Regions from separate parts of the Mus musculus genome. Here region 2 is linked to region 1. The links are chromatin loops, found by intact Hi-C in ENCODE. Cell type or tissue: heart. All regions are shown on one strand. Links, peaks and the distances in the headings refer to the core of each region. The heading gives the core; the rest is flanking DNA. Region 1 has its middle 65 kb from the start of Tbc1d9. Region 2 overlaps Tbc1d9 (TBC1 domain family, member 9).

Evidence for each region. A loop is a pair of places that touch in the nucleus more often than their neighbours do. Peaks named below come from ENCODE experiments on the same cell type or tissue, not always from the same donor. Only the 100,000 strongest peaks of a DNase experiment are listed, where the experiment ranks them.
Region 2: it touches region 1 in a loop (3-fold over the local background); 15 of 42 quality-filtered maps call a loop at or near these places.

The regions. Positions count from the first base shown.
Region 1 is chr8:83,098,871-83,101,691 of GRCm38, reverse strand. No RefSeq gene overlaps it. Among named protein-coding and RNA genes, the nearest start is that of Tbc1d9, 65 kb to the left of the region's middle. In heart, for the core only: a CTCF peak has its summit at 1,453 (motif pointing left); no DNase peak of the experiment used is centred there.
Region 2 is chr8:83,177,054-83,179,874 of GRCm38, reverse strand. All of the region lies in intron 1 of Tbc1d9 (TBC1 domain family, member 9), which reads right to left. Among named protein-coding and RNA genes, the nearest start is that of Tbc1d9, 13 kb to the right of the region's middle. In heart, for the core only: a CTCF peak has its summit at 1,502 (motif pointing right); no DNase peak of the experiment used is centred there; H3K4me3 peaks cover 1,022 bases; H3K27ac peaks cover 1,286 bases.

The DNA of each region.
Region 1 (2,821 bases), core at 23-2,522:
CTGGGAGTAAAGATGTGTTGCCACTGCTGCCCAGTGAAAATGTTAATTTTTTAAAATATATGTCCTCTTATTATTCTTTTCTATTTTTTTCTTAATGTTTAGTTAGCATTTAAATGCTATGCTTCCCAGTTTCCTCCCCAGGTGTCCCAGACAGCCCAGTATAATAGCCAGATAGGACTAATTCTAGCCCCTCGGTGGACTATATTATTTATTTTGAATGAAAAGCATTGATCAGATAGGAGTGTGATAGGATATCTGTCAGGTATTGTGGTAATTCTTTCAATTCTTAGTTATTAATTGATTTTTAAATTTTATGTGTGTGAGTGTTTTGCCTGCATGTATGTATATGTACCATCTGTGTGCAGGGCATTCAGAGGCCAGAAGAGGGTAAAGGGTTCCCTGGAACTGGAGTTAGTTGTGGGCTGTCATCTGGGTTCTGGGAACTAATCCCAGTCCTCTGTAAGAGCGGTGCTCTTAACCATTGTGCCATCTCTGCAGTCCCTCGTCCAATTCTGTATTCTGTGAGTACACATTAGAAGTCTCTAGCCAGATCCTTGGTTATGGACTGAGACACAAAGAAAACAACACGGACCTAAAACTTGTGTTGTTTGCAGTCTAGAAAGGAGACTGGATGATTAATCTAATAATAGTGTAGGTATGTTTGGTGTGCTGAGTGCTATTTAGTAAGAAACACAGTCCCCACCCCCAAGGGAAAGCTAAAGGATAGATTAACTAGAAGAAGGGAGTTAGGGAGAGGCCATTCAGATAGAAGAAAGAGCCTGGGCTAGAGAGTACTGTGCGTGTTAGAATTTGAAGAGGCTGAAGAAAGTCAATAGAGTTAGAATATATACAAAGAGTGGGAAGCGGCATAAAGCAGTATGAACATGTCAGGGGCAAGGCATCTCAAGACCTAAGGAATGAGTTCCCGGTTCTGTGTTAAACTTGGACTTACTAGAGGTCGGAGATCATTAGGTAATTTTTCTTGGATCAGTGTTTTTGGGTATGTGTGCATATATGTGTGTGTACATGAGCATACCCAGGCCTTTGCTGCTGCGTTCAGATGCAGGGAGTCAAAGTATAAGCAACTTTGTGAAGTGCTGGATAGGAAAGACACTTGTGGTTGACCAGTAAGTTCAAGGGTGATAGTCCAAAAGCGTGCTGTCACCATCACTATTGTGAGACACATCTGAGACTTCTGGTTTTCTAATAGTTTCAGCAATATATAGGCCTAAGGACACCTTCAGGCTGTAGAGCCACCTCCCACCCTCACCCCCATGAGCATCCTTGAACATGCAGGTTGCTGCTGGCTACCTTCTTTTTGGTACTATGCACATATTACTGGGGGCAACTTCTGGACAGTTACTCTTTGCCCTATAAACTTGTTGAATTCATACACCAAATGTTCTCCAATGACAGGGAAATATTTCCATTTAATGGTCACCAGAGCCCCCTACTGGGAGAATTGGTTCAACTACCAAGTACCATCAGGAAGGGCAGATACTGTTTTACAGTCTGCTAGAAGATCTGGCTACTACTTTTGAATAACTCTGACATGAGTCCTGAAGGTCAGCTTCTCACTTGACGTTTTCCCCCAATTACCTTGCCTTGAAGACACATAAAAATTTAATCTTAAAATTGGGGTTGGAGAGGTGGCTCAGTAGTTAGGAGCCCTGGTTGTTTCTTCTTAGGAACCAGGTTCAATTCCCAGCACCCACATGGCACGTGAGAATCATCAGTAACTCCATTCCTGAGATACCAACACCCTCTTCTGACCTCAGTGGGCACCCAGCATACACCTGCTACAAGACATACATTCAGGCAAAAGAGTCATACAACAATACAATATATATTATTCAACTGGAATCGATTGTCAAGAAACCTTTTGCCCCAATTGTCAAGAAACCTTTTGCCCCAATGTCCTGCTGTAAGAACATCTGGACTTCTCAGAGTACCGTGTCCTCTGTTGTGTTGCTAACATTTGTGGGAAAGGATGTTCCACAATGGGGCCAGATACACATTTCTGTGTTCTTGTAATTAAACAGTATGTGATGAAGCTCATTTAAAAGTCATTACAGAGTTAACAAAAATTATAAAGCCACTCCAGGGAGAGCTTGTACTCCTTACACACATCTTATTCTTCCACTGCACACTTGTGCCAACTAAGGAATGGATCCACCCTGGTGTGTTTCCACGTACAACTCCAGACTTTATTTTGGTTTCTGTCTTTGAGTTTTCCCCTACTGTCCTCTGTCTCATGATTCCAAGAAGGCTGACACATTATATGGAATAGTCCTGCCTCTTGGGTTTCTTTGATCTTTTGCTAATTCCTGTAACTTCATTAAGATGATGTCACCTGGCAGTGTTTAGGAGGACTTGGTCATGCATTGTGTAGAATATGCATTTGCCTAATGCACCATTGCCATCATGGCTCTACTGGGGTTATACTATGGACTTTTGGAGAGGAAGATCACAGAGGCTCTTATGTAATCATTTTTATCTCATGTCTCAAGGAACCTTGCTATCAGCATGGCAGTCACTTCTGTTAATTTTGGCCACTCAGCTGAGGAAATATTGTTAGATATTCTACCACAGTTACTTTTTTCCCTTCTTCCTTTCTGTGCTAGGTTTAAGATTTTATTTTTTATTTATGTGTATGTTTGGGGACTGTATGCCAAGTGTGTGCAGTTAACTGCTGAGGCCAGAAGAAGGCATTTGGTCCCCTGGAGCTGGAGTTACATACAGACAGCTGTAGGAAGAGCAGCTAGTGCACTTAACTTCTGAGCCATGTCTCCAGTACCTTTTTATGTTAATTTAAATATCT
Region 2 (2,821 bases), core at 319-2,818, 78 kb before region 1:
GGATGCTTGCTGCTAGCACATACTTTTTCTGAGCACTTAGCTTCCTTACTGGTCACAGAAGGAATATCAAACCTCTTGGGTTGTTACAATTTTGAAATTAGTGGATCTATGGAAAGATCTCAGCAGAAGGCCAGACCCACAGGACTTATATAAATGTTATATCCTCCTCCCTTAAGCTTCTGTAAGAGTAGTTAAAAAATAGCGATACAATCATAGACTAATGAAAACAGACAGCTACAGTAACAGTGTTAAATTTTAGCTTTAGATGACTTAGATGCAAAGATTTATTACAAAGATGCTTCTAGAAATGTGTTTTACATTTTTCATTATACGATCGACAAGTAAGTAAATGTGCTAAAGTGTAGAGTGTCAGACTGAAGTGAACTCATGATTTTCCCCTTATGTTTTAGTCACAGAGTTCACAAGTAAGTCTACTAATTTATAATAATGAATAATATATGCAAATATAATATAATTAACATAATTATATACACATATGATATGAATGAAAATATAAATAATAAATATATCTTATATATTTATGTATAATAGAGACAATAAATGCTAGAATGATAAATAAAGTAAAGTAATATGTAAAATGTATAAAGATATAACATGAATAGTATATAAAAACAAAATAATTCACCTAAATGTTGTATAATAGATAATATAAATAATATAATAATTAATAGTTAATATAATAAAAGCACTTTTATGAAAGATTACCTTTGCTACTAGATTAGTGGATCTTTCCATAGATCCACTAAATTTCTTTCCAAATTTTGAAGTTCATACAATTTCTTTTATTAGGAAGTGCTAAGGTCAAGTGTGGTAATGCTTCCTACAATTCTAATGCTCAGAGGGCTGAGGCAGGGAGAGTCCAGCTGAGATGTGGGTAAAGGCGCTGACCAAAAAGTTCAGTCCCCAAGTTCTACAAAGTGGAAGGAGAGAACAGATTTCCTCAAGTTGTCCTCTGATTGCCAAGTGTGCATGGTGACGCACGTGCACATGAGTGCACACACACATTCAACACACCTTCATACACACACTTACACATACACAGTTACACACACGCACTACATATACCAAATGCAATTGAAGAATATTACACAAGAGTTCAGAACAAGCCTGGGCTTAAGTTTTGCTGTCACTAAACATCACAGAATGCCGATGGGGTGGAGGAGAACCAGATAAGCAGAGCTCACGTTTCCTGTCTGAAGTGTAAACAGAGATCAATCCTTGAGCTGCATTGACCTTCAGTCAAGCAAACTCCTGCCCAGCGAGTCCCAGAATGCTGAGACTGGGAAAGCAAAGCAAAGCAAAGTGTGCCCCAGTTTACATTTCCCAGGCCGGTGTCACGCCAAGGACTAGTCACCTGTCTGTGCCCCCAAGCCAAAGTCAGAAGAGTCGATTTCACTCAAATGGAAGTTTCTCAGCACAGGCTGCAGTGGAGATTTAAGAGAAACCAGTGGCTCTGAGAATTAACTTGGCTTCAAACAAACCAGCGGGGGGCGGGAGTGTCACACAGGACAGAGGCAAAGAAACATAAAACAAGAAACTCAAAGCTGTCTTCAAAGCTATGCGGTCACCAAGCCCTCTGGGAAAGAGGACACAGAGAAGAGCAAAGAGAAAGGGGCAAAGGGAAGTCGTGGCCTCAGCTAAGGATTAATCTAACAATGGCTTTGAAGTCTGGCAACTTCTCTGCAAATTCACTACGAGATTGAATTAACTATGCTTGCTGTAAGACAATGCTAGCCATTTCCCCACAACAGGAAGCACATACATGCGCATAGACCGTCACTGGGCTAGCCTTTACCTCATTATAATAGTAAGGATCACACCACAGGCAGAGGATGTACCATCATAATGAGGCACACTATGAATGAAGAACCATGACAGAGGGGGACAGGGCTCATGCCCACATCCAGTCACACTGGGAAACAGCTTTCTCTCATTGAAGTCAGCCTGAAATTCTCTCTCCCTTGTGCTCTCACACAGTAAAGGGTCTGGTCCCTGCGGTTCTGTGCCTCTGACTCAACTGAGAGTCAGGAGCCACTGGGTCACTAGCAGATCTGCTGAGTGGACTTCCATAGCTCTGAAAAGATGTGTAAAATGACCTAAGGGAAAACTGAAATGCCATTAAAGCGAGCCAGAGGTTGGGGCAACATCGGGCCACTGTAGGCAGTGACTGGGCTGTCCTCTGTGCCTGACAGGAAGGGAAAAATCGGATTAACAACTTCCAGAGTCCCCTGTTTCAGCTACAGTGAGAGATGAGGGAGGAGACTGGCGGATTTGAGGTCCTCTGTCTCCCACCCAGTCCTCCCCCTGGGTCATCCGTATCCAAAGGGATTCAGGGGATCGGTCCTGTGAAAGGGAGAAAGGGAGGAAAAGAGGAGAGGAGAGCCACTGAGGACTGCTTACTGACAGAGCTGCTGAAATGTGCACAGAAGATGGGGTGGGGGTGGGGGAGTGAGACGGGGGGGGGGGCAGGGTGGTGGTGGTAAGAAAAAGAAGTGGAAGCAGAGAAAGTGGAATGAGGTAAGTAGAAACAATGATGTCTCAGGGTCTTACCTCTCTGCAAAGCCTATATATATCTGCCATAACTGTGAAACTGCCTTAATGTCACACAGAGAGACATTTACTTTAACAGACTGCTTTAAAAGAACACCCCCATCTGCATCTTCCATTTCATCCCCATCTGTCTCCCCCCCCCGTCTGTCTCTCCCCCTCCACCCCTATCTGTCCCCCCTTCCCCATCTGTCATTCCCCCTTCCACCTCCATCTACCTCTCCCCCTCTCCACCACAATCTGTCTCTCCCCC